Linked DNA regions of Homo sapiens: all the other regions are linked to region 3. Evidence: chromatin loops called from intact Hi-C (ENCODE). Cell type or tissue: PC-9. All regions are shown on one strand. Region 1 overlaps SNHG26 (small nucleolar RNA host gene 26). Region 2 has its middle 54 kb from the start of IL6. Region 3 has its middle 2.9 kb from the start of STEAP1B-AS1. Region 4 overlaps NUP42 (nucleoporin 42). Region 5 overlaps IL6 (interleukin 6). Region 6 has its middle 41 kb from the start of HYCC1. Region 7 has its middle 40 kb from the start of TOMM7.

The links. A loop is a pair of places that touch in the nucleus more often than their neighbours do. Peaks named below come from ENCODE experiments on the same cell type or tissue, not always from the same donor. Only the 100,000 strongest peaks of a DNase experiment are listed, where the experiment ranks them.
Region 1: a loop joins it to region 3, with 7 times the contacts of the local background. A loop is called at or near these places in 35 of 110 quality-filtered maps.
Region 2: it touches region 3 in a loop (7-fold over the local background); 15 of 110 quality-filtered maps call a loop at or near these places.
Region 4: it touches region 3 in a loop (2.7-fold over the local background); 5 of 110 quality-filtered maps call a loop at or near these places.
Region 5: it touches region 3 in a loop (9-fold over the local background); 104 of 110 quality-filtered maps call a loop at or near these places.
Region 6: it touches region 3 in a loop (16-fold over the local background); 93 of 110 quality-filtered maps call a loop at or near these places.
Region 7: a loop joins it to region 3, with 9 times the contacts of the local background. A loop is called at or near these places in 67 of 110 quality-filtered maps.

The regions. Positions count from the first base shown.
Region 1 is chr7:22,859,207-22,863,206 of GRCh38, reverse strand. SNHG26 (small nucleolar RNA host gene 26) reads right to left here. Exons shown (of 5, transcript NR_146320.1): 4 at 2,569-2,660; 5 at 1,771-2,321. Among named protein-coding and RNA genes, the nearest start is that of SNORD93, 4.6 kb to the right of the region's middle. RefSeq lists an enhancer at 3,498-4,000. In PC-9, CTCF peaks have their summits at 2,048 and 2,247; no DNase peak of the experiment used is centred here; H3K27ac peaks cover 1,030 bases.
Region 2 is chr7:22,671,132-22,675,131 of GRCh38, reverse strand. No RefSeq gene overlaps it. Among named protein-coding and RNA genes, the nearest start is that of IL6, 54 kb to the left of the region's middle. In PC-9, no CTCF peak of the experiment used is centred here; a DNase peak (open chromatin) is centred at 1,601; H3K27ac peaks cover 1,822 bases.
Region 3 is chr7:22,558,401-22,562,400 of GRCh38, reverse strand. No RefSeq gene overlaps it. Among named protein-coding and RNA genes, the nearest start is that of STEAP1B-AS1, 2.9 kb to the left of the region's middle. In PC-9, CTCF peaks have their summits at 669, 1,132, 2,118 and 2,326 (motif pointing left); DNase peaks (open chromatin) are centred at 380, 900 and 2,330; H3K4me3 peaks cover 909 bases; H3K27ac peaks cover 2,176 bases.
Region 4 is chr7:23,183,303-23,187,302 of GRCh38, reverse strand. It overlaps NUP42 (nucleoporin 42), which reads right to left. Exons shown (of 7, transcript NM_007342.3): 2 at 2,005-2,233; 3 at 157-251. Among named protein-coding and RNA genes, the nearest start is that of NUP42, 3.3 kb to the right of the region's middle. In PC-9, a CTCF peak has its summit at 2,112; no DNase peak of the experiment used is centred here; H3K4me3 peaks cover 1,193 bases; H3K27ac peaks cover 390 bases.
Region 5 is chr7:22,730,619-22,734,618 of GRCh38, reverse strand. It overlaps IL6 (interleukin 6), which reads right to left. Exons shown (of 5, transcript NM_000600.5): 5 at 2,621-3,213. The coding sequence ends at 3,046. Among named protein-coding and RNA genes, the nearest start is that of IL6-AS1, 5.0 kb to the right of the region's middle. In PC-9, a CTCF peak has its summit at 1,705 (motif pointing right); DNase peaks (open chromatin) are centred at 1,688 and 3,118; H3K4me3 peaks cover 702 bases; H3K27ac peaks cover 1,067 bases.
Region 6 is chr7:23,053,317-23,057,316 of GRCh38, reverse strand. No RefSeq gene overlaps it. Among named protein-coding and RNA genes, the nearest start is that of HYCC1, 41 kb to the right of the region's middle. In PC-9, CTCF peaks have their summits at 1,342 and 1,542 (motif pointing right); a DNase peak (open chromatin) is centred at 1,496.
Region 7 is chr7:22,780,571-22,784,570 of GRCh38, reverse strand. No RefSeq gene overlaps it. Among named protein-coding and RNA genes, the nearest start is that of TOMM7, 40 kb to the left of the region's middle. RefSeq lists an enhancer at 2,027-2,527. In PC-9, CTCF peaks have their summits at 1,547 and 1,748 (motif pointing right); a DNase peak (open chromatin) is centred at 1,770.

The DNA of each region.
Region 1 (4,000 bases), 300 kb before region 3:
AGGCTAGGGAACAGAGTGAGACCCTATCATCTCTAAAAAGATTAAATAAATAAATAAATAAATAAATAAAATTAGAATATTCTGGTCAATGTTAAAATTAGAGAGGTGGAGTGTGGTCAATGATGTTTGGTCTCAATTCATTGGGTGTGGGATTTTGGTTCTTTTCCCAGTTTGTCCACCCTGAGGGGGACACATTTTCCCCACCATCCCCAGTCACTATTAAGAACAACTACTTAAGAGAAATGTGAAAACTAAGGGAAGAATTCAATTACTGTTAAACACAAAAAGACAAAATGTCATTATTAGTAGCAACAAAACTACAAGAGAATTTACACAGACCTGTTTTTTAAAGCACACAGTGAAGACAGGAAAAGGAGAGTTTTATGGAACATTTTGCTTAACATAAGGTAATTTTTTAAAAGAGTGCTTTATACAAGGTAAGATTTATGGTGCCACTTCCCACAATCTCTCCCCTTCCATTAAAAAAAAAAAAAATCAAAAAACCAAAACCCTGAAAGACACTTTAGTATACACACACACACACACACACACACACACACACTAAGATCAGGGATCAAGAAACTAGAACTGGCCGGGCACGGTGGCTCACGCCTGTAATCCCAGCACTTTGGGAGGCCCAGGCGGGTGGATCATGAGGTCAGGAGATCGAGACCATCCTGGCTAACACGTTGAAACCCCATCTCTACTAAAAACAGAAAAAATTAGCCGGGCGTGGAGGTGGGCGCCTGTAGTCCCAGCTACTTGGGAGGCTGAGGCAGGAGAATGGCGTGAACCCAGGAGGCGGAGCTTGCAGTGAGCCGAGATCGTGCCCCTGCACTCCAGCCTGGGTGACAGAGCGAGACTCCGTCTCAAAAAAAAAAAAAAAAAAAAGAAACTAGAACTATCCTTTATATGGTTCTTCATTAAGGAAGTTGCATTTTGATGAGATGTAGCATACCAAGTCCTTTTGCTCTTAACTAAAAAAATTTGGGGTCAGGCATGGTGGCTCAAACCTGTAATCCCAGCACTTTGGGAGGCCGAGGTGGGTGGATCACTTGAGATCAGGAGTTTGAGACTAGCCTGGCCAACATGGTGAAATCCTGTCTCTACTAAAAGTACAAAAATTAGCCAGACATGGTGGCACACGTCTGTAATCCCAGCTACCGGGAGGCTGAGGCAGGAAAATTGCTTGGACCCAGGAGGTGGAGGTTGCAGTGAGCCGAGACCACCACTGCACTCCAGCCTGGGTGACAGAGCAAGACTCCATCTCAAAAAAAAAAAAAAAAAAATTTTTTTTTTTACGTTTATTTAGAGATGGGGTCTTGCCATGTTGCCCAGGCTGGTCTGAAACTCCTGAGTTCAAGCAATCTACCCGCCTTGGCCTCCCAAAGTGCTGGGTGGGAGCCACTGTGAGAACCACTGCACCTGGCCTGCTCTTGATTAATGAACACACAGATGCTTGTAGAGTGGGCATAGCAGAGTGTTTACTAAATACACTCTGAAGTCTTTCATTTAAAATCTCCAGAAGTACTAGCAACTTGAGTATAGAATTTATGTCAAATCTTCTAAGTAGTGCTGAGTACCCCTGCACCTTCTGCCCTTCAAATAATAGCTGCTTATCTGTAAGTTTTTCCATTTTCAAGTGCTAATTTTATTCTTCTTTTCCCTGAAGGTCACATATGGTAAAACAGCAATACCTTTCTCTCTACTGGATAGTGAATCAACTGTTTTAGACCAGTACTGTCCAACAGAAATATAATACGCATCATGTATCATTAAAAAATGTATTTCATTTAACTCAATATATTCAAAACATCATTTAATTTGTAATCAATATAAAATTGAGATAGTTTACATTTTTTTCAAGTTAATTCTTCACTCCTGGTGTTTTTCACCCTTCAGCACATGTCAACTTGGTCTAGCCACATTTTAGGTACTCAATAGCACATGTGAATAGTGGCTACCCCATTGGACTGCAGTTTTAGATTCTGATTTCCAAAGTTCCACATATTTCTCACTGTGAGAGGCCTATAAATGATACAATGTGCTCTATTCTGCCTTAAAGAGTGGCAGTAACATGGCAGGGCACTTGTCCAGCTGCAAAATCAATGGTATGAGACTCCATTCCATCAGCTACAACATTCGGCTCTATTCCCAGAAACATACATCAAACTGATTAGACTGGATTTTGTCTTTGAAACAGATTAGTGTGGAGCTGTCCTGGAGATGGAGATGTCAACGGAGGATGATTCTGAGACAACTGGCCCCTTGCAGTGCAGATAAACTCCATTAGGGGGCCTTCTAGTCATGGTGGCATAATCCTGGATTGTGATTAATGACAATTTTGTAACAAAATATTGCCATCAGAACTTTCCAGTTTATGAATACGAGGTAAATTTTGGAAAGACAATCTTTTCTAGTACAAAATAAAAGTAAGCCTTTCGAACACATCTCTGGCTGTTCACAGAATGTGAGCATGGCTTTCGTCTCAAGAGGAAAAGTTACCCCTGGTTTTAGCTTGAAAATCAGCTGAGTAGGCCCAGGCCCACAGTGATCTGGTCCACTCACCTCCCTGCTCCAGAGGCAGTCTCCACTTTCTCTAGATCCCCATTTAGTTATGCAGACACCTTCTGTTCCATTCCTTTCTTCAAAGTAGAGTACTTGAGATCATGAAGGAAAGAAAGCTTACTCCTCGGCTTTAAAGAGCTTAGAATGCACATGACCACTCCCCTCCTCCATTAGAAAATTATGGCAATTGCCTGATTACTAACTTGCCAGTTGGCTCTTTGCTCTTAGGAAGCTCAGAGACAACTTGGCTGGAGCCTACAGCATGAGATCTAACAGTTAGGTTTTTTATTCTTGCCCTCTACTTGCTGAGCTTTTATCTGCTTCTAATTATTGTTGCTTGATATTTGTTATAAACCATGCTAAATTATTTTGGGAATGTGGTGGTGGGGGGGTAAAACTAGATTTTTTTTTTCAGTTTGCCCTAATAATTTAATCTTTCACATATTGACCCAGACATGAAATGAAATTATTCCTTACAACAGAAGTCAACCAGAGAACATTCTATTAAAACTGGCTCCGACTTACGTACTGAAATGAGTCACACTGTGAAAGCTCCAGAAAGGTAGGAACTGTCTCTATCACAGGACTTGACACAACACAACAGCAAATATTTGCCAAATTACACAATTAAGTATGTAAGGCTTAAGGACCTTCAAAAAGACACATATTTTAGTCTGGAATATTCACTTGAACTACAAAGATTTGGCTACTTTTAGGAAACAGAATCTATTTGTATCCAAGTGCTCAGGAACACCATGGAGTAAGACAAAATGGGATATGGCCATTCTCGAAATCAAATTGTGACTCAATCTACATGAACTGACATGTCAATGCCACAGTTGTTACACTGGGTCTTATTTACGTCACTATCTGGGGAGGTTTTGTGACCAGAGTTCTTAAATAAGATTTCCTATTTTCAATGAAATCATAACCACTAGCATAAAAATTCTATTTCCAATCACAATTTCTTTTATAGTCATAATTAAAGATTCACATGCCCAAGTTCCTCACTTGGAAGCCCTCTTTGAAAACTTTCAACTCCAGGTTTGCTTCTCTTCATGGCACTTGAGCACAAAAGGATGGTAGTTTAACAGTCCATTCCTGCTTTTAGCTCTGCTAAACACGTAGACAGGCAATGTACTAAGGTAAGCAAGTTGATTCTGCAGAACTGTGGTACTGACTGCAACCACTCATCCCATTTTCCTGGGTGATGCTATGTTTAACAGAGGTTCTATATTGGACAACTCTGCATTGCTAGGCTATAGGGTAAGGGGATTTGGTAGTGGGGGAGTGGCAGGGAAGGTATGAAACCTAGAATCCTAAGGGACATCTGAAGAACTCTGCTCATACGGGCAAGATGGCCTAACTCTGTTCATGTCAGAAAATGCTCTTGGTCACCAGGGCAGGGCTCAACAGGCCCTGTGGTTAGACC
Region 2 (4,000 bases), 110 kb before region 3:
GGATTGCTTGAGGCCAGGAGTTTGTGACCAACCTGGGCAACATAGTGAGATCTCATCCCTAAAAATAAAAAATATATTAGCTGGGCTTGGTGGCTCATGCCTGCAGTCCTAGCTACTTGGGAGGCTGAGGCAAAAGGATTGCTTGAGCCGAGGAGTTCAAGGCTGCAGTGAGCTGTGATCACTCCACTGTACTTCAGCCTGGGCAACACAGTGAGACTTTGTCTCTAAAAGAATTTTTTTTTTTTAATTTTAGTTTTTGAAAAAGTTAAGCCAGGCATAGTGGCTCATGCCTGTAACCCCAACACTTCGGGAGGCTGAGGCAGGAGACTTGTTTGAGCCCAGGAGTTTGAGACCAGCCTGGGCAAGATGGCAAGACCCTGTTTCTATAAAAATAATAAATAAATAAATAAAAATAAAAGTATTGTTAAATAGTATTAAAGAAATTACAATGGTTCCCTGTATCACTCTTCACACTCTTTCGTTGCTTCTTCCTAGAGGCAACTACTTTTGATTCTTTTAGCCATTTCTTCTTGCATATACATCTCAGTACTTCTAAATGATATGCCTAGATATACTGTTTGCAATGGTGACTTTTAGACATAATCATCTGTTATGATAGATGAACATCCAACTCTTATACTATCCTTCCTTATTGTTCCCATGCCCCACCCTCCCAAGATAATACAATTTTTGATTAAACTTCTGTATTTACCTAACTTTTTATGCAAATACAATTTCCAGTTGAGCACTGTGAACTATGGTTGCCTTTTCTAGTTTTTCCTGAAATTGTTGCCTTTTTTCCTATTTGCCTAATTTTCTTTGTACCTCTTCTAGCAGACGCACCTTCTAATAGACACCAACATTGGATGGTTTATCACTTTCTTTTTTTCTCTTAGGATAGCCCACTCCCCACCCCACCCCCGATCCCTTTCCTCTTCTGAGTTGAATGCTCTCCAGGCTGTTGCAGAGCTGTCATCTATCTTGAGTCTTTCCTTCACTGTGGACCTTGGAATTCTCTAGATTTTTCTCCCAAGTTGGATTCCTCATCTCTTCTTTTTTGGTTTACTCTCTTATTTTGGGGGAGAACATCCTCCAGTAATCAGGTTAAAAAGGATCTTCCCTTAGTCCCCAGTGTTGTGAAATTTCACAATAATCTGCCTGGATTATTCTGGGCCCTCAGTGGCCCCTTCAGGAAATCTGGAAACTTAAGTCTTTCACTTCTGAGAAATTTGCTTGAATAATTTTACTGACGATTTCCTCTCGTTGGCTTTCTTCTCCCTTGTTTGGAAACTCTTGTTAATCAGATATTCAGACCCCTGGATTGGTTCTCTAATATCTTCATTTTCTTGTTTTTGTTTTCCCCTCTGTCATTTTACTCACCTTTCTAGAATGCCTCAATTCTATTTTCTGGTCCTAGGTTCCTTTTTATAGTTTCCTACTCTTGTTTCAAAGGTATGTCATTGTCTCTTATTTCCCTGAGGGTATTCATGATACTTTTAAAGTTTTAGTCACTGTGTATTTTATTTCCTCCGAATTGCTTTTATCTATTTGTTTTGTTCTCCAGTTTTCTTGCCCTGGGCTTTCCTTAGACATCTGGCACCCTTGGATGTTTGTTCAGGATTAGAGGACTAAAAAGTGGATTGGATGCTCTCAACTTGCAGGCAAGGCTTGTTGACTTTGAGCTTCACTGTAGGGTGAGCTGGAAGCACTGTTTGTTTTAGGAAACTTTTTTGCTTCAGTATTTTCTGACCTTTTTTCATGGACTGGTCAGATTCCTCAGAAAGAAACCTTTCTAATCTCCTGCCAAGGTTACAAGTATGCTGTCACTGTTCTGATGGCCAATTGGGGAAACAGAGCTGGGGAAGAAGGGCTGCGGGTCTCACCATTTTATGGTTTGTGTTACTGTTCTCAAATCAACCGCTGTGCCAATTGACCTCCGGTCAGGAAGGATTCCTTCAAAGAATAAACCTGCCATCTTGTATGGGGGAGGGGAAGAGGACATACTCAGTGATGTGGAGCAGAGAGGGGAATGAAGGCTCTGATTGCTTCTCACACAGCTTTTACCCAGCCCATCCTAGATTGGTTTCTTTCACCGTAACCTTCAGTTTCAGAAGCACTATCTGAAACTGCCAGTTCCTGAGCCTGTTGAGGACTCTGCATTGTAAATTTTGTTGGTTTTCTGGTTTTGCCACTGTTGGCTGAGACCTCGACATTCTATGATGTGCTAAATTATGTCAGCCCTAACTACATTTGAGCTGCATTGTGTATCAGGATTATATTTCTCTCTCTTTCTCTCATTCTGTTTTCTTTATTCTCTCCTTCTGGGTATTGGCCTTCCTGGATGGATCCTGTTTTTAAAAAAATCTTCTTTCCCTTTTCAATCTCTTTGTCTCTATCTTATACTTCCTGTGAGATTTCCTCAAGTTTATTATTTAACCCTTTCATTGAGCTTTTAATCTCTGCTATCACATTTAGAATTCCCAAGAGCTCTCTTTTTAAAAATGATGTCTTGTTTCATGAATATATCTTCTATCTCTCTGAGGACATTAATATTACCTGAAAACATTTTTTTATCTCCTTGTTTATTTCTTCTGAATTTCTTATTTCTGTTAGTTTCCTTCAAGAGAGTTGCTTTTCACAAATATCTTGGCCACTTATTTATTTTTGTTTTTTAGTTATTTTTTACAGATGGGAGTCTCACTTTGTTGCCCAGGCTGGACTCAAACTCCTGGGCTCAAGGAATGTTCCCACCTCAGCCTCCCTAGTAGCTGGGATTACCAGCTTGTGCCACCCCACCCAGCACTGGTCACTTATTTTTAAGGGAGAGGCACTAAAATGTTGATTGGAAGCCTTATTTAGGGGGATTTCATTAGCTGCTGGGCTTCTCTGAAGGGTGATCTGGCAGGTCTCCCATTTTTTTCCATTGGAAGAACTTTAAATGTGCAAAGGCAGGTTTCCCTTTGATATTTAGTTTCCCCTGAGGGGAGTTGTCTAATCTCTTGCCTAAAGGACAGAAACTTGCCTTCCAAGCATTCTGAAGCTGAGCCTCCAAAAGGTTGACAACATGGGCAATATTGGTGTGGATGTGTGTGGACATGTTTCCTCATTCCAGTTTGACCCTATCCCCTAATCCTGTTTTTTGCTGGTATTGCACTCTGCCCACTCTGGTGGCTGGAGTCCTACAGGCAGACTGCCTTGGCTGCTTAGTGTTATTTTTTCTTAAAATTTGTTTTTGTAATGTCCTTTAAGTAGGTTTGGAGGAAATAAACACACATCTTTAACTCTTCAAGTAAAACTAGAAGTCTTGCTTTTATAATGATTCATATCTGCTTGGCCAAATCATGCCTTTCTGAACTTGGGTAATTGTTTACATGGAGCTTCACTTCCCTGCATCTTTTTCATCAGACAAAGCATACTGGAATTTTGATTCTCTCATTTAATATACAAATAAGAGTATTTTGGTGCTGGCTTTCAAGAAGTTGGGCTAGGCTTCCTCAGGATTCTGGAATGTGGGTCAATATATCAACTTCTGCAGGACAGCTGTGGGCAAGAGAAAGAAGGCTGATACATGGAGCAAGTGCACTTGCTGTGTGTGTGAGGGTGAGAGAGGGACATGGATGTGATGCGACCCGAACTGACTTGTATGCTGAAATAACAGCATGCACTCATCCTCAACATGGCACCCCTGCTCTGCTTGGGCACCTCTGGGAAGCTGCACTGATGCCCTTGAGTCACGCTTTGCTCTGCATTTGCATATCCAGATTGCCAGGTCCTCTCCTCCCGAGCAGAGTTTCTTGAGAAAGCCCAGGTGGTGCAGCATGGCCTTTTTGAAGGCTTGCCTGCAACTCCTGCTCCAACAAGAGGTCATAGCCTAATTAAGATAGTGTGGCCAGTGGTAAATCTCAATTCTAACTGGTGAGAACCATTGTTATTACGTTTGAGTGGGAATATAATTTTATTAAAAGCTTAAAAACAAACAAAACTCAAAGAATGAATGATT
Region 3 (4,000 bases):
CTCCTGACTCTGAAATCTGCTTTTTGACTGGCTGACCACACAGCTTCCCAATGACAGCAGACAGGAGAGAGAGGAGGGAGGGAGGGAGGGAGGGAGGGAGAAAGGGAGAGAGAGAGAGAAGAAGAAGAAGAAGGAGGAGGAGGAGGGGGAGGAGGAAGAGGAGGAGGAGGGGGAGGAAGAGGAGGCGGAAGGGGAAAAGAGAACAGAAGGGAAGAGGGAAGAAAGAAACAGAAAGAGAGAACGAGTGCGCCCAAGCTGGAGCCAACAACTCTCCATACCCTCGGGTCTCCCTTCACAGGGCCTCTTCTTTCTGTGGCTCTGTGGTTCTCTGTCTTAGGATGCATTCTCACAATCACCTGGAGGGCTGGTCACAGTCCAGATTGCTAACTCCACCCCTAGATAGAGTTTCTGATCTCTTAAGTCTGCACTGGAGCCTGAGAATTTGAATTTCTTAGCTGTTCCCAGATATTGCAGGTCTGGGGACTCCACTGAGGACCACAGCTAAGTATAAACCTGCCTTTCTTGGAGCACAGTACTAGTACTGCAGAGAAGCTGCTTTAACATACTCTTTCTTATTCTTATGTATAAATTGACAACAAACAAACAAATATGGTTTTGTTTAACAATGAACCATCAAGCTTTCCTTTGTTGTAAAAGTAGAGATTTCACCTACTGCACAGGTTCAGTAAGCCCCGCGGCGGGCGGGGGGACTCCACATACCAGCAACCGTCTGCAGGAACCACGTTTTTTTCCTATGTGAAATGCCCTCTGAGAGCCGGCAAGTGACTAACATCCAGTCTGTCTCAGAACTCAACCTATTTGGAGAGTGGGTGTTCACAGCCAGCATGTGCTCAAGTTGGAACTCTCCCATGGATAAACTGTTATTAAAGCACTGCAGCGGCTGCAGGCTCAAGGACGTTTCTCTTCCAGGCCTGGCTGCCAGGATGTGAGGCCCGGGTGGAGGAATGCGCTTAGAATTCCATGCGGTCAAGAATTCTTCCCTTGAGCCCTGTTAGGCTCTGCTTCTCCGATTTCCACTTTCCCCTCCATTCTTGCCAAAGCTATTTACATCCTCTAACCAATGCTGTCTAATAGAAATATATTGTGAGCCACATATATAATTTAATATTTTTAGTAGTCACATTAAAAACATGAAAAGAAGCAGGTGAAATTAATTTTAAGAATATCTTTTATTTAACGTAATATATTTAAAAAATCATTTCAACATGTAATTAGTATAAAAAGCTAGGAATAAAATATTTTACATTATTTTTCCCTTATGGAGTCTGCGGAATCTGGTGTTATTTAACACTGACAGCACATCTCAGTGCAGAACAGCAATATTTCAAGTGTCCAGTAGCCACATGTGGCCGGCAGCTACCATATGGGAGAGTGTAGCTCTTTCTGCATTTAACTGCTTTGCGAGTTCAGAACCTAGAAAGAACCACTATGTGAAAGGCAGAGACAGCCAAATATTCATAGCTAAGCGCTGGTGTTATGTTTATTAAACATACAGATGCAGGTAGCCACAACAGGGCTGTGCCTCAGAATCAGCTGGAACACCTGTTAAGATAACTGCGGCCGGTGTGGTGGCTCACGCCTGTAATCCCAGCACTTTGGGAGGCCAAGTTGGGCAGATCACTTGAGATCAGGAGTTCGAGACCAGCCTGGCTAACATGGTGAAACCTCGTCTCTACTAAAAATACAAAAATTAGCTGGGTGGGGTGGCGTGAACCTGTAATCCCAGCTACTCAGGAGGCTGAAGCAAGAGAATCGCTTGAACTTGAAAGGTGGAGGTTGCAGTGAGCTGAGATCGCACCACTGCACTCCGGCCTGGGTGATAGAGCGAGACTCCGTCTCAAAAAAAGAAAAAAAAAAAAAAAAGAAGAAGATAACTGCCTGTACCTAATCGTATACCTACTTAATCAGAATGGGCTATGAGAGAGGGAATCTGCATTTTTAATAAGCACGTCGGGTAATTTTGCTGCATCCAGCCTAGGACTTTCCACAGAAGAACATTTCTGAATCACCAGACAGAGAAGTATGAAATCCCACCTGGGGTGCCAGGCTAAAGGAGAGAGGCCGCACAGCATCCAGCTCCTCTTCCTGTCTGCCATGCAGTCTAGTTTTACTCATACTTGAAACCTGATTTGCATGGATATGTGTTCTTAACAGAGAAACATTTTGATCATTTGTCAGGTTTAGATTACCATCCAATTTATAGAATAAATGCAGTTCACGTGGCTTTCCCATCTTGCTTTTGTGATTGAATTTAAAGTTTACGGGCCCCCTGTTTATATAGAGATTTGTATGCCGGTGCTGCCACCTTGTGCTGGAAGAGACTGTTGACACAGGTTGGAATAAACGTGGACTTGCCCTCTGCTGGTAAAGAGGTTAGAAACCCAGTGTATCCCCAGGGTTCTGCCCCATGTGGGCCTGCACTGATCATAGCCATGGCTGACACTTTTTTTTCTTTTTTTTTTTTTGAGGCAGGGTCTTGCTCTATCACGCAGGCTGGAGTGCAGTAGCGCGATCTTGGCCGACGGCAACCTCCTCCTCCTGGGTTCAAGCGATCCTCTTACTTCAGCCTCCCAAGTAACTGGGATTGTAAGCGTGCATCACCACACTCAGCTGATTTTTATATTTTTAGTAGAGACAAGGGTTTCACCGTGTTGGCCAGGCTGGTCTTGAACTCCTGACCTCAAGAGATGCACTGGTCTTGACCTCCCAAAGTGCTGGGATTACAGGCATGAGCCACTATGCCCAGCCACGGCTGACATTCTAAAGCAGTGGTTCTCCAGATATCTTCCCTGGGGCAGCAGCAACAGCATCCCCAGGCAACTCATTAGAAATGCAGATTCTTAAGCTCTGCTCCAGGCCTACTGAAATAGAAATCCTGAGGGCAGGTTCAGGATCTGTGTATTAACAAGTCCTCCAGATGATTCTAATACATGATAAAGTTTGAGAACCACTGCTGCAAACTAAAACAATGACTTTTGCTCTTTTCAGAGGCACAGATGCAATGAACCTCGTGGACAGTTGCCCTAAAAAATAGTAAAAGCACACGACGTGCCCAGACTTTTGTGACCGCTTTTGGAGATTTTATAGGACTACTTTTGGGTCCTACATGAGGTTGGACCCCTGCTCCCAATCCTGCCTTAACGGAGCTGGAAGGAAGGGGATGGGATGGGGGTAAAGAACAGGACATCCCCACATATATGCCATCAAGACAGCCTGGTTTAAGGCTCTTGGTGGTTACAAGAGCCACTGATAGCTCGTAAAATGGCTTTGTCCAGATTAGAAAAAGGTGCCTTTGAGTAAAGTTACCTTGAAACATCATACTATATCACACTATATCACTAATATAATCTCTAAAAATTATCCTTGTAACACTTAATGGATTATTAATGGAAAATTATCAATTATTTTTCAATGATTCATCTTACTATATATAGTATAGTACAGTATAGTATAGTATAGTACAGTACAGTACAGTATAGTATAGTATAGTATAGTAAACTACTATAGATGTAAGCTGAAAGCTTAATAATACCATCTAGGTAAAGTAACAAGTATCAGGTGACATAAATTGTAAGATGGAGAGTAAATTTAGCAGTGCTCTAATACAAAGGGGATGGACATTTTTTTAATATGCTCACCAATCATGATTATCAGTCAACTCCTATGTGTTTGGAAGCACAAGTAAACTAAAGCACAATAAAAATAATATGATGTTAATGTACCATGCTGCTAATCATTTGTAAGTTGAATAACAATCTGAACCTACCCCATCAGAAAGACACTTTACACTCATCTATCATAATATAGTAATTTTGTTAAAGCAAGATATCTTATTGCTATCTGTTTAAAAATTATTGTAATAAACATACAGACTGCCCACCTTTGGAGACAACAAAGAAAAACATATTTCAAAGCAGCGAAGATGTCTATGATGTGAGTAGCACTCCCTTTGAACAGCACCTTTGTGCAGTGCACAGCT
Region 4 (4,000 bases), 620 kb before region 3:
ATGAAGTTTGGCTAGAATACTCGAATACTTTAAACAATGCCCAAACTCTCCTAGTTGTAGCTAAGTTGGTAGTTGATTTCTTTATTTGGCATTCTTTTGGTTTTAGAAAATAATAGTTTTAGAACATACTTTAAAAATGCACAATTTTTCAGTTACCTGAAATATTAGGTTTCTTTTTCACTGGTGAATAAACAGAAAACATCCACTGCCCTGATGATTCCCAAACCTCCATATCTTTTACAATTCCTTCCCTGCAAAAAAGAAAAAAAAAAAAAGAGTAAAGGATCTTCTTAGCTGCTTGGTAAAATTTATTGTTAATGGTTTTCCACAACTGAAAATTTAAATTCTAGTAAATACTTTTCCATTATATTTTCTGAAGAGTGTTCTTTAAAGCACAAGTTTATAGAAGTGTGAACTATATTTCATGGTTACAAATAGTATTATAATGTCAGAGAAGTTAATGAGTTTGGCTTTCCAATACACTGACCCATTAACCAATGTTAATACATAACATTGGTTATGATATGTAACCATATCATATGGTATCATTGGTATGATATGTAACATTGGTTATGATAGTAATTACATAAATACTATCATAGATACCATACTTTTTTTAGGAATTAAAATCTAAAATACTAACTTTAATCTTTGTTAATTATCACAAACATCAATAATCATTTAACTGGGAAGAACAAAGTACCACTTACGTGATACAGAATCATAATATTTTAAAAGTGGGTTATAGGACTTCAGAGATCATTTTATCTAATTCTCACATTTTGCAACAGGGGAAACAGACCCACATCCATACAACTAATCTGTGGTAATGCCGTGGGTAGATTCGGCTCTAAATTAAAGTTTCTCCCTACTTAGACTATGTCAATAAAAGGAGAATTATCACAGAGAAAACTGTATTAAATTTAGAATTGCAACAAATGCAGAAAGGAAGGTTTTGTTTGCTCATTTACTTAAAAAAAAATCGGTTGTATATGGTATATGACTCAACATGTCTACAACTGGTTCTGATTTAATTAGGATAAGTAAAAGACTAACCAATTACATTTAAATTCCATCCTAGTCACCATGAGTTGAGAGAACATTACAGATAGCCAAGCATTGTTTTGACACCAGCCATAAATTTTACCATAAATATTCTCAAGAAATGTCATGTATCTACTCCATAATAAATGTAGGAAATCAAATGAGATCAGTTTGAATAGGATAATCCAAGTAAAAGTTTTAGAAAGAAATAAGATATGTGGCTGGGTATGGTGGCTTATGCCTATAATCCCAGCACTTTGGGAGGCTGAGGCAGGCAGATCACTTGAGGTCAAGAGTTCAAGACCAGCCTGGCCAACATGGTAAAACCCTATCTCTACTAAAAACACAAAAAATTAGCTGGCTTGGTGGCAGGAGCCTGTAATCCCAGCTACTTGGGAGGCTGAGGCAGAAGAATGGCTTGAGCCCAGAAGGCGGAGGCTGCAGCGAGCCGAGATTGTACCACTGCACTCTAGCCTGGGCAACAGAGCAAGACTCCGTCTCAAAATAAATAAATAAATAAATAAATGAGATGGTAAAATGACCTCCAAGTTCACAAGTTGTTCTAAATTACATCATACTTTGTAAAGGACTTGTAAGTTAGAATGAACTTAAGCAGGACTAATCTTAGAAAGATATTCACAATATAGTGTTATCAACACAAAGTGGAAAAAGCGTAATTACCCCTAGGAAGGCACTCTACTATTATAGAAAGATGATATATTTTTAAGTGAAATAAAATCTAGGGTAATACACAGCAAAAGAGTGGCTATCTATGAGTGATAGAATTGTGGGTGATTTTTCTTCTTTTTGCTACTCTGATTTAAAAATAATGCATTATTTCTTTTTTTAAAGAAAATATTGTATTGTGAAAAGATGTTACAAAAAAAGAGAAACAACAAAGATTGTAGGTGAAAAAACATAAGCAAATGGATAGTAATTTTCCTGAAAACTTTCACTTACAGAAGTTTCTTTTCATCTTTCTGCTCATCAGGACTAAGTGAAGCAAATGGGTTCTCAGACAATCCAAAGCCTTCCTTCCTGTTAGTTGAAGCTCCAGAATCAAAAGAACTGAAATATGGCTTTTCTTGATCTCTGCTGCCCCCCCATGGTGTGGATTTGGAGAAACTGGATGGCTGGATGACATTGGAATATCTCTGGCTAGTTGTATTCCATCCACGTCTATTATTACCTAAAATAAACAATAAAACAAAATAATTTTACTAGCAACTTTTCTTTCTATTTTCTTTTTAATTGAGATAGGGTCTCACTCTTTTGCCCAGGGTGGAGTACAGTGGCATGATCTTGGCTCACTGTAACCTCAACCTCCTAAGCTCAATCGATCCTCCCACCTCAGCCTCCTGAGTAGCTGGGACCACAGGCGCAAACCACCATGTCTGGCTAATTTTTGTACTTTTTGTAGAGATAAGGTCTTGCCATATTGCCCGGGGTTGGTCTCAAACTCCTGGGCTCAAGAGATCCACCTGCCTCAGCCTCCCAAAGTGCTGGAATTATAGGCATGAGCTACTGTGCCCAGCAACTGTTCTTTAAAATCTCAAAAATCTTCATTATATCTTAGTATGTCTAGACAATATAGAAAGATTCAACAAGCACTACATTTAAACTCATTTTAAATGACAATCTCTTCATTTTTTATTTATATACAGTAGTTAGGTTGTAATATCAACAAATCACATAGTGGCCAATTGCATTTTTGTTTGAGATTGAGAAGAAAATAATATAGAAAAATAGTGATATATTACTAAATTCAGCTGACAAAGCTTATTAAATGAACAACTGCTTGATAGTTAAAAGTTGACAGAAGGCATGCATCATAAATCATAAACTCCTTCAGGATAAAAACTTGGGTTTTTATCATTCTTTGCTCCCCCACCAGGCCCTATACTGTAGTAAAGGCTGAAAAATGGACATTGAATTAAAGTTTCTCGAATATGAAAGATTACATTCTACCCTCTGTTTTTGTACAGATGCTTAAGTCTATTTGACGCAGTCTTTTCTCTGGGCAAACACCTACACACCTATTTTCACAGAGAGATTATACATGGTATTTACATGTGTACAGAATGCATGTAGTTCCTCTACCAGCTTTCCAATATTTCATAAATATCAAAATGAGCCAAAAAGATTCTCTCCTCTCTTTATATATTGGTTTTGTTTTGTTTTTTAAAATCATTTTAGCAATCTCATTTACTCATCACTTCCTAGTTGGGGCCAAGATTAAGGTAATTCATCTTGTTTCTGACTGAATAAAGAGATAAGCCATTAATTATATTAAAAGTTAGAATGACACACATGCCCAGTTGTGAAAGTTCATCCTGCAACTCTAAACTACCCTAAAAAAAAAAAAAAAAAAAGTGGAGATTGCTAGACCAGATCCCTCAAGTAGAAGTTAATGGTATCTTCTTCTTCTAAAGTTCCAAATTCACTGGGGGATGATACAACTGAAGAAACTCACTTCCTCCTTTTTTTTTTTTTTTTTTTTTTTTACATTGCTTTTGGTCTTCATACTTATAATTCCAGAAACATTCATTTGTTTCTGGGAGCTAAATACAATTTGTCTGCCAAATTTTGTTTACACTCACATTCATCAGACATGAGTCCTAATTTTCGGTCTGAAATATTTCACTAGATTAATTGTGGAGGAAATAAAAGGACTGTCTTCCCTGAAGTGGGATCAGACGTGAAACCATCACGCAATACAAGGTTTAAAGGTTAGATGAGGCCCGCCGCGGTCGCTCACGCCTGTAATCCCAGCACTTTGAAAGACGGAAGCGGGAGTATCACCTTAGGTCACGAGTTCGAGACCGGTATGGCCAAAATGGCAAAACCCTGTCTCTACTAAAAATACAAAAATTATCAAGGGCATGGTGGCGGGCACCCGTAATCCCAGCTACTCGGGAGACTGAGGCATAAGAATCGCTTGAGCCTGGGAGGCGGA
Region 5 (4,000 bases), 170 kb before region 3:
AATCCTCCTGGTTAGAAGGAATCATGAACAATGAATCCATCATCTAGCTGAAGTTAAGATGATCCCAAACAGACCTCCGGACAGGCGGTTACCTGAGATAGCCATCAGAACAAGACACACAGACCCTACACCACGCACCACTCCCACGTATCTCCCATACCAAGTTTCTCTTTAAAAACTACTGTGATAAATTTTAAAATTCAAGATGGTACTTTAAAATACTAGCTCACCATCTTCTTGGTTTACTGGCTTTCTGATGAACTGGCTTTTCCTCCCACCAACCTTGTCTCTCATGTCTGGCTTTCGAGTGGTGAGCAGCCAAACCAGGGTTCACTTAGATTATCCGTGCCTCTAGTATGGGTTCTCAGCACAGCCCACATTTCTTTTTGGAAACCTTATCACATTTATAGTCTTTATTTAATGTCTATTTTCCCTTCCATAGTGTGCTACACAAGAGGGCAGGGATCATGTCTACCCTTTCACCTCTTTCTCAGGAGCTTTCCCTGACTTATCTATGAAACTCAACCCATTTTTGTTTGAAGAATGAAAGCATCAGTTGATCGCAATTTCTCTTTGTTCTTTGACTTGACCCTAGTTTTGGGAAGCCCACTTGTGATGCGTGGTTTCTAGAAATCAGAGTATGTGGCTCTTTTCTGGCTCAGCTCCTCTCGGTTTTTGACCTCTGTGGACTTTCCCTTACCCAGAAGAACTCCTCCCCTGGAGGAAGAAGTCTGTAGCGGGTAGAATGGGGAAAAGCTTTATAAGGAGACAGAACTTTTATATTGCAGGGGTTAGAAAGGGGAAATCTGCACCAAATTCCCAGTGTCGTGTTGAGATGGATAAACGAGGCCATGTTAAGTTGTCCAGATTGCCTCTCTCACTACCACTTTAGGTCGGGGAGGGGAGAGGGCAGATGAAGATTATTGCCAGTGGCAAAGGAAATGGAGGTAGGTGTACATGCACTGGCTATTCATTGCCTTCTCTGGAAGTCCTTTGAGTGTTTCTTTCTAATTCTTGCTATTTTTCCTGAAGATGAAGATACATAAACACACAGAATTAGTGATTTCCCCTACCACTATATGCCTACAAGAATTGAGGTGTCTTCTTATCTTTCTTATCTTTGATCATCTATATTTTCTTTTGTTCAAAAAATATTTACTGGGGCCTTCATTGGTCAGGTTTGGGGCCATGGGCACAGGATGCAAAGATTAATATAGGAAAGAGTCTTTTTTTAAAAAAATTATTTATTTATTTATATTATTATTATTATTTTTTGAGACAGAATCTCCCTCTGTTGCCCAGGATGGAGTGCAGCCCCAGGCTCTACCTCCCAGGCTCAAGCGATTATCATGTCTCAGCTTCCTGAGTAGCTGGGATTATAGGTGCGCCACCACGCCCAGCTAATTTTTGTATTTTTAGTAGAGACGGGGTTTTGCCATGTTGGCCAGGCTGGTCTTCTGACCTCAAGTGATCCTCCCGCCTCAGCCTCCCAAAGTGCTGGGATTATAGGCGTGAGCCACTGCGCCCAGCTCGTCTTTTTTTCCCCCCTGAAATTAGTTTTAGGTCATGAAAGGAGTCTGCTTTATTGAGGCATCCACATGCTGGCTGAGAAGAAAAAAACCATTGATTTTAAGGTGTGGTACAATGTGGTAGATGCTTTGACAGGTAGATAGGTGCAGTGCTTTAGGAACCCAGAAGAGGGAGGCAGAACTTCTAGTTATTGTTTGGAAGCTTGTACATTGTTATGCTTTATACAGTGGTTGTATAGTCCCAAAGACTTTGATTGCATGTTTATAGGTATTCCCTATATTAACATGTTTTGGGATTTTCTACATCATCCCTCAGTTCCTGGGTAGGCAGTGGGACCTACAGGTTAAGAGTAGGGGACCTGTAGGTAGGTAGACTTGGATTTCAAATCTGGGTCCCTGCCTGACCTTCCAGCTGGGTGACTTAGATAAATTACTTAGTCTTCCACAACCAGAAAGGAGTGTGCAAGTGCTGGGGTTAAATGACGTGATGGATGCAACACATTTAATGATGCCTGGCATGTAGTAGGTGCTTATATGTATATATATATGTGTGTGTGTACATATATAGTATATATATATATCGTATACATACATATATAGTATATATACAGTATATAGTATATATAGTATATAGTATATATAAATATATAGTATATATAGTATATATGCATATATACTATGTATGCATATATAGTATATATATACTATATATATACATACACAGTATATATACTATATATACTATATATATACATACATAGTATATATACTATATATACTATATATACTATATATACACATACATAGTATATATACTATATATACTATATATATACATACATAGTATATATACTATATATACTATATATATACATTCATAATATATATGTGTATATATAGTATATATGTGTATATATAGTATATATGTATTATATATAGTGTATATATGTATTATATATAGTATATATATTTATTATATATAGTATATATATGTATTATATATAGTGATTGATTAGCTTTTTTTGGTCGTGGTGGTGGCAGTGACAAGAAACTTGTTTATATTAAGCTTCACGTGACACACTCAAAGTTGCTGAATTTTTTAAAATGCCATTTATTGGTATAAAAACCATTTATACATTATATAAATACAATATAAATATTTCTTTAAAAATATGTATAAGTTAGCCATTTATTTGAGGTAAGCCTACACTTTCCAAGAAATGATCTGGCTCTGAAACAAAGGATATTCAAACTGCATAGCCACTTTCCATTATTATTTCAAAACTAATACATAAAATGTTTCAAGTGGTACTTCTTAAAAATATAAATATGACTTACATAAATTAACTCAGCTTCACATATTTAAATATTAATAAATTAAAAATAATTAAAATAGTGTCCTAACGCTCATACTTTTAGTTCTCCATAGAGAACAACATAAGTTCTGTGCCCAGTGGACAGGTTTCTGACCAGAAGAAGGAATGCCCATTAACAACAACAATCTGAGGTGCCCATGCTACATTTGCCGAAGAGCCCTCAGGCTGGACTGCAGGAACTCCTTAAAGCTGCGCAGAATGAGATGAGTTGTCATGTCCTGCAGCCACTGGTTCTGTGCCTGCAGCTTCGTCAGCAGGCTGGCATTTGTGGTTGGGTCAGGGGTGGTTATTGCATCTAGATTCTTTGCCTGAAGGAAAATGAAAGTAAAAAGGATTGTTTAAATGTTGAATAAATCCTTTGCAGTGGAGGGATGCTCTGGGCTATGGGATGATGTTCAAATGTGAAATGTGGGGTGAATGAGATTAACTGGGGTGCCTGCTCTGAGTAGGACCCTTCCATAGCAACAAACTTCTTTTTTTTTTTTTTGAGTCAAGGTCTCGTTCTGTCACCCAGGCTGGAGTGCAGTGGTGCACAGCAACCTCTGCCTCCTGGGTTCAAGTGATTCATGTGCCTCAGCCTCCTGAGTAGCTGGGTTACAGGTGTATGCCACCATGCCTGGCTAACTTTTTTGTATTTTTAAGTAGAGATGGGGTTTTACCATGTTGACCAGGCTGGTCTTAAACTCCTGGCCTCAAATGATCCACCCACCTCAGCCTCCCATAGCGCTGGGATTATATCAGCACTGTGCCTGGCTCACAGCAACCAACTTCTAATCATCCCTTTGCTGTTCTGTCTCCCATTAGACCACAAGCATCCTGAGGGAAGCACCACTATCATTTTTGTTTGTTTGGTTTTGGTTTTTTGTAGAGATGGGGTCTTGCTATGTTATCCAGGCTGGTCTTGAACTCCTGGCCTTAGGAGTTCAAGGAGTTCTCACCTTAGGCTCCCAAAGTTTAGGGAATACAGGCATGAGCCACCAAGCCTGACCAGCATCACTATCTTATTTGTTTGTATTCTGTCATATGAAATAATGCCTGGCACATAGTTCATATTTAGTATATGAATGAAGAGCCCATACTTAAAGGCATTTTAAT
Region 6 (4,000 bases), 490 kb before region 3:
GCCTCCACCTCCTGGGTTCAAGTGATTCTCCTGCCTCAGCTTCTGGAGTAGCTGGGATTACAGGAACATACCACCACCCCCGGCTAATTTTTGTATGGACTATGTTTTAAAGCAGTTTTAGGTTTACAGAAAATTGATTGGAAGGTACAGAGAGTTCTTATATATCCCACTTTGCAGCCTCCCAGGCCCACTCCCCACCTTCCCCTTCTTTATGATTTCCACCACTATTCACATCTTTCATTTGTTACACGGTACATTTATTACAATTGATGAGCTGATATGGACACATTATTATTAACCAAAGTCCATAGTTTACATTAAGATTCACTCTTTGTGTTCTACGTCTACCAGCAAATGTATGACATGCCTCTACCATTACTATCATACAGAATAGTTTTACTGCCCTAAACATCCCTTGTGCTCCAAGTTATCATCTGTCCCTCTCCTCAAACCCCTGGCAACTACTGACCATTTTCTGTCTTCATTGTTTTACCTTTTCCAGAATGTCATATCATTGGAATCATACAGTATATAGCCTTTTCGGACTGGCTTCTTTCACTTAGCAATATGCATGTAAGGTTCATCCGTATATTTTCATGACTTGATGGCTTTTTTTTCATGTCATTGCTGAATAATGTTTCATCATATGGATGTGCCACAGTTTATGTATTCATTCACCTGTTGAAGGATACCATGGTTTCTTTTGGGGATTGGCAATTACGAATAAAGGTGATATAAACATTTGTCTGCAGAGTTTCCTGTGGATATAAGTTTTCAACTCATTTGAGTAAATACCAAAGAGCATGATCGCTCCATCATAGAGTAAGATGTTTAAAATTTTTTAAGACTTGCCAAACTGTCTTCCAAGGTGTCTGGACCATTTTGTATTCCTACCCAGCAGTGAATGAAAGTTCCTTTTGCTCCACCAAATCCTCACCAGCATTTGGTTATGTTAACATTTTGAATTTTAGCCATTCTAATAGGTATATAGTAGTTTCTTATTATTGTTTTATTGATTTTATGCATTTCAAAGTGTATTAAAACATATTTCTACCTCCTGTATCCAAGGTTCTTAACCTTGAGTTGAGAGATGGAATTCAGGACCTTCATGAAGTTGTGTATAAAATTGTGTGTGATTTTCTGGATAATGAGTGGAGCTTATTTTTATCATTAGAATTTAAAAGAGATTTATCACAAAGACAAAGTACCTTTGTTTTAGACCATTTTATTATTATTGTTTTAATTTAAATCACTTTTAACAGTATTGTTTCAATTTAGATTCTGTGCTGTTTGAAAAGTTAGGCCATAGGCAATTGCACTTATAATTATCCAACAGATTTCTGGGGAATCGTTAATGTAACAATCACAATATTAGACACTGGAGATACAGAGCTCAAGAAAATATGATATCTGTTCTTAGGAAATTCATACTCATGTAACTCCTGTTATCAGCCAATAATCAAAGAGGAAGAAGAAAGGCTGCCCTGTCATTCTGATTACTTCTGGGTGCTCAGTCCTGATTGTGCCAGTAGATGTCACTGTAGTGTAGGACAGCTAACCTGATCAGTTAACCTGAAGGCATGGAATTCAGAAATCTCTCTCTTTTTGGTGCATGATGTACATTTTAAAAAAGTAATGTAGATTTTTTTCTTACCGACACAGACACAGAGCTGACATGAGTATAAAATTGTAGTTATTTAAAAATTTAGAGGATATTTTGAAGCCTAACTAAAAATATTTCTGCAAAAGAATATGCATAGCCAACAATATTATAATTTAACATATAATGTTTTAAGCTGGCAATTTGAAACTTCTAAGCTTTCATCATGATTTTAAAGGTAATTGGAGGATTCACATTAAACAAAAAGCCCAACAACAACCATTACTTATATTTGTTAGCATCTGGCATTTCTCTTGTAAAACCCAAAGACAAATTGAATACTTCTAGTAAGAGTGAAAGATTTAAATTTTAGCCTCTATGACATATATGTTATTTCAGAGATTCTTCTATTCTGAAACAAGAAGAATTCTGTACAAGGAAAAGCTGAACTAAAAATCAAAAGTCTTGCTTTAATTTTTAAAGTGCTTATTCATTAATCAAATAAATTATGCTCATACCCAAGATTTTTTTTTCTTTTCTTTTCTTTTTAAACGAGATAGGGCCTTGCTCTGTTGCCGAAGCTGGAGTGCAGTAGTGCAATCATAGTGTTGCAGCCTCAATCTTCTGGGCTCATGCGATCCTCCTACCTCAGCCTCCTCAGTAGCTGGGACTATAGGCACATGCACAGGCACATGTCCAGCTAAATTTTAAAATTTCTGTAGAGATGAAGTTTTACTATGTTGCTCAGGCTGATCTCAAACTCCTGAGCTCAAGCAGTTCTCCCGATTTGGCCTCCTAAAGTGCTGGGATTACAGGTGTGAACCACTATGACCGGCTGAATTTTTTTTGAAATAAAAATTTGAGTAGCAGTTGTATAGACTCAGACTCAATTACATTTAATGTTTTTTTTTTTGTTTTTTTTTTGGCTAGTCTCAAACCATTAAGGACCAATGAGATAAACTAATATACATCATGCTGAGGTGTAGGAGTTTTTCTTTATGCTGAGGAGCTAATATTCTGGATCCAATCACCCAATGAGAATGTCTAGCTTACTTTTTAGCATCCATATCCCAAGGAGGGTTTGTCAATGCAAACTCCTTTTCATATACAAAATCACTCTGAAGAGGTCTTTTGTTTCTAAATGTTCACCAATTAAGTGGGTGGATATTTAAAAGCTGTCTAATTTGTACTGGGAAGGTTGGCATGGGAAGCTCATTTTATGAGCCAGCATTACCTTAATATTGAAACCAGACAAAATAATTACACGTAAAAAAACTACAGACTAATATCCCAAATAAACATAGACCCCAAAATTCTCAAGAAAATATTAGCAAATTAGATGCAGCAATAAATAAAAAGGATAATGCATCATAACTAAGTGGGATTAATTCTAGGAAGGCAAGGTGGCTCAATATTTAAATCTAAATTAACGTAATTCATTATGTCAATAGATAAAAGAAGAAAAATTATAGGATCATCCCAATAGATGCAGAAAAAGCACAACAAAATTCAATATTCTTTCATGATAAAAACTGTAAGAAAATATCCTCAACTTAACAAAGGACATTTATGAAAATCCTATGGCTGACATCATTCTTAATGGTTGTCTTAGTTTGGTCTGTGATATCGTTTGGTGTGTCCCCACCCAAATCAATCTCATCTTCAATTCCCATGTGTTGTGGGAGGGACCCAGTGGGAGGTAATTGAATCATGGGGACAGGTCTTTCTCATGCTGTTCTTGTGATAGCAAGTAGGTCTCATGAGATCTGATGGTATTATAAGGGGGAGTTTCCCTGCACAAGCTGTCTTTTTGCCTGGTACCATCCATGTAAGACGTGACTTGCTCCTTGCCGTCCACCATGATTGTGAGGCCTCCCCAGCCACACGGAACTGTAAGTCCATTAAACCTCTTTTTCTTTCCAGTCTCAGGTATGTCTTTATTAGCAGTGTGAAAATGGACTAATACAGTCTGCTGTGACAGAATACAGATTGAGTAGCTTAAACAATAGACATTTAGTTTTCACAGTCTGGAGTCCGAGAAGTCCAAGATCAAGGTCCCAGCAGATCTGGTGTCTGGCAAAGGCACTCTTCCTTCTTTGCAGATGGCTGTCTTCTCATTGAATTCTCACATGGCCAAGAGAATGGTGAAAGACTAAGTGCTTTCCCCTAAGCTCAAGAATAAGTGAAAATTGTCTACTCTTACCACTGCTATCACCTTACCAGAGGTCATAGACAGGGCAATAAGGAAAGAAAAAGAAAAGACAGAGATTTTAAATGAAGAAATAAAACTGTTGCTATTTATAGATGAGAATCTGTAACATAGGAAATCCCAAAAGAATATACAAAATGGCTACTGGAATTTATAAGGGAGTTTAGCCAGGTTGTGGGATACAAGCTCAA
Region 7 (4,000 bases), 220 kb before region 3:
TGCTATAAATTGACCATTCCCTATTGTGTTTGTCTTTGTTATCTCTAACCAGTAGAGTGAATAGTGTGATGATGTGAAAAGGTTTGATCTGTACTGGCTGTTTCCCAGTCTCCCTGGAAATACCAGCAAGATAAATTCCCCATTGTGCTGGATGATTGTGAGTGAGCTACAAGCAGAACTTGATATGCTGAAACATAACACAATTTGTAAGACATTACTGAACTTCTTAGGCAAAAGCAGATATCAAAGTATATGTTGATTAAATGCATATTGCTGAGATTTTCTTCCCCTGAAATTCACCTACCCAGATGATAAGTAATTGCACCACATCTCCTACTTTCCCTGTTAATTCTAGAAGTCTGTAAGAGACGTGCTTTGTGTTACTTCATCTTACTGCTTCTATCCTTTTGTAAATTACCAAAGATCACTATTAATTTGAGCTCATGACATCTTTCTGATATTTTCCTTTGGTACATGTGGAACTGAGTGATAAATGTGGTTCTTTGTCATGAGCACTATGGTCGTAATACCTTCCATTTATATTTGTCCCTTCCTTTGATCTCTTCTTTCCCCTGTGCATCCTGAATCACTTCAGGCCCCCATCTCTCTTTGGCAATCATGATTCCTTCCTGTATTTGCCCCTGTTCTCCCCATCTCATGCCAGCCTTCACATTGTCTTTGGTAAACTTCCTCAGACATGCTGTTCACAAAGCTTAGATGGCTCTGCACTGCCTGGCTGTCATGTTCAATCTCACAGAACGCTATGGTGTCCCAACCTGTCCTCATAACCCCATTCTCCACTGTGGCACCTCATCGCAGGGTGCGGTCAAGCTGGAGTTCTTCATATCCCCAGAACCATCATTCCTCTGCATCGTGGCCCTCACTCTTTCTTGGGTCTGGGAGGCCCTCTCCTCATCTCTGCTGACAGCAATCTTACTTGTCTTTATGACCTGCTGCAGCATGAGACACTCATGAGGTCATCTGTGATTCTTGCTCGACCCTCTGCCTCAGGCAAATCAAATTTTCTTTTCTTTTCATTCCTATTATTATTTTTCTTTATTACTAATATGGCAGTCAATCTCCTATTTGAAGTACAGTTATTCTCATGCATGCTTATTTCATCCACAAATTTCCAAATCTCCACAAAGATCAAAACTACCATTGTCATCTGTGTCTCTTCAAAGTGCCAGACAGGTGTTGTTGTCATTGATGAATTAGCATAGCACTTAATGATTTACAGAGTGCTTTGACAAACATCTGTTCTCTCATCTGCCCCAGCCAAGTCTCACAGGTAGGCTGAGCAGGTATTATTGGAATTACATAGATGAAGCCACTGGGGTGCCAAGAGATTGTGTGCCAAGAGCTTAGTTGCCAATCGGTGTGGACAATAACAATTGGATGCCTGCAATTTATCTCATTTAATCTTCATATCAACCATATGGGGAGGGTAGTGTCACCTGTGCTTTACAGGTGGGGAAACTAAGGCCCAGGGACACTTGGAACAACTTTCCTAATACCCTAACTAGATTGTGACAGAATGGGGGCTCACAGCCAGTCTGCCTAACAAGTAGCACCTACCTTTTTCCACTGAGGGGTACTCCATTTCTCTAATTTGGCATTGAAGATAATTAAATATGAGATTAGCAAGTGTGGCTTCTCTTTAACGTTTAGTCTACACCTCTTGGGGCAAACATGGGTGTCTGATCATTTGGGGACTGTGGACTTTGGAAGCATCGCCCCAGGACCTCGGTGTCCAGCAGGGGGAGTGGGAGAGCAGCATCTATCTGGTAAGAGGTATGAGCTCCTGTCCTGGTGCTGGTGGCTTTGCTGTCTTAATATCTCACTTGGCTTCTGGCTGGTAGTTCAACATCAGTGGTTTGCTATTGTTTTCCCTTTGCTACGAGGAAGGCCTCTGCCATTACTGTTGACCTGTCTTAGATGGCGCGAGAATTGATGTCACAGAGAAACGCTGTCTTTGATTCCCTGTGCTTCATAGGGCAAATAGAATGAGAAGCCACATGGGTTAAGAAGCCCACCTGAGAAAACATGGTAGGACTATAGTATGTGTTGTCTTGTCTTTTCTGGAACAAGGGCAAGCACAAATAAAAATAGAACATGGGAGATGGTATAAACTAGTGGGGAGACTGGGCCCCTGACAGGCAGAGTGTAGAAGGCAGATGGTGGAGGTGGGCCAGGGGAGGGGCACAGAAGGCTCAGGAGGCAAGTGGTGAGGCCACAAGGGTCCAGGCGGGTAGCGATGGGCTGAGCGTGGTACTGCATGCCTTGGCAGCTGGTGGGTTATGTTTGGCCTGCAGAGATAACATTGAAGTAGAGATGGCAGGGATACAGTTGCGGTTGAAAGCTAAGTAAGGATGCAACAATGTACAAAGCTCCGAACTGTGGCTGGAATTGGGCTTTGAGGCAGGGAGCTGGAAGTCTGGAAAGATGAACTGGGGCCTGGCATTGAGCTTGTCAGCATGGGGTTAGGGGAATGCTTATGGCATGGAGGAGGGGATGTACTCATAACCCTGAGAAGGCAGGCTGATGCTGGCAAGCAGGTAGTGGTGAACGCCTAAGGAGGATGGCACCAGAGAGGACCATGGCTTGGCAGAACTTGCTGCAGGAGTCCTGCACCTCTCTTTTCAAGGTGCCCATCTGTAGTGCTTTCTGAATCCAGCTCCCCACATTGTTTGTCCTCTGGTGGGCCTGCAACCAGTTCTGTTCTAGAATTACTTGCTTAGTGAAATGTTGGTAGATGACACATTGCACTTTGATGGTAGGAGTGGGGGCGATAAATTTTGGAATTAAAAATTCTTCCAGAGCCAAGCAAATACAGCTTTTTTGGCCAGTGCCTGGATGGAAGGAACAGACACAAGTGCACAGCAGTGTCACGTACATTACCTCACAGAGGAGGTATTTTGAGATAGGAGCCATGCTTTACGCCCCCTCAAGTATGCCTTGCTAAACATCCTGATTACTCAGAAGATGGTCATCTGAAGCCGAGGGGTCTAAGATTCCTGGTGGCCACCTTGACTTGCCTCCCAGCAAAATCTGCTTTCTTTTTAATTTCCCGGTCTTCAGCACAAATGCATTCTTCTCTTGATTTGTGACAGGCTGAGGAGAAATTATTAGGTTCCTCTTCCTTCTGTTGTTGACTGAGATTCAGATGCGCATAGGTTTGAGCTTCTCTGATGACCCAGGGAATAGTTCCAATTATTTAGTGGAAATGAAGCAACTGTTTCAACATGAGACCCACAGAACTTAAGAAGACATAGTGCCAAGAATTCATTTCCAAGTAGTTAGGGAAACCATTAAGCATTTTTGGTTACTGATGCCAAATTAAGAAACTCACTTAAGCTAAGGCTCATTGTTGGCTTATCAAAATCATAGTTTTGAAAACTCAAAGCATTGAAAAAATGTTCTTTATTAAAACCAAGGAGAAGAAATATGTCTAAATGAATTTTTTTGATGCAAAATCATGATGTGTGTTTAAAAATAACATCCTCCCCCCAATTTTAAAAGTGGTGAATGCTCATGGTAGAAAAAATTGGGAAATATGAAACTAAAAAATTAATTAAGAACATAGCATCTGTAATCTTCTACTTAGAAATGTCCTCTCAAGATTTTAGTGGATTCATTCTGGGCTTTAGTTTTCAGTGTGTGAACTGGCTTTTGTTTTTTTTCTCCCAATAATGCTATGTAGTGAACATTTTCCAGTGTCATTCAGAATAATTACAAACCTTTTAAATGGCTGCATAATCACTGTGTGAATGTGCCATTATTTAATTTTTCTATTTTAGAAATATTCATCTTGAAATAATTTGTCTTACCCAAAGTTGCAAAAACAGCACAAAGATTTTTAGTATACTTTTCAGCCAGCTTTTGCAAATGTTAACATCTTGCATAATCATGTACAATGATCAAAACCAGAAAATTAACTGTGATACAATATTTTAATCTTCAGACCTCACCCACATTTCATGAATTGTTCCACTAATAT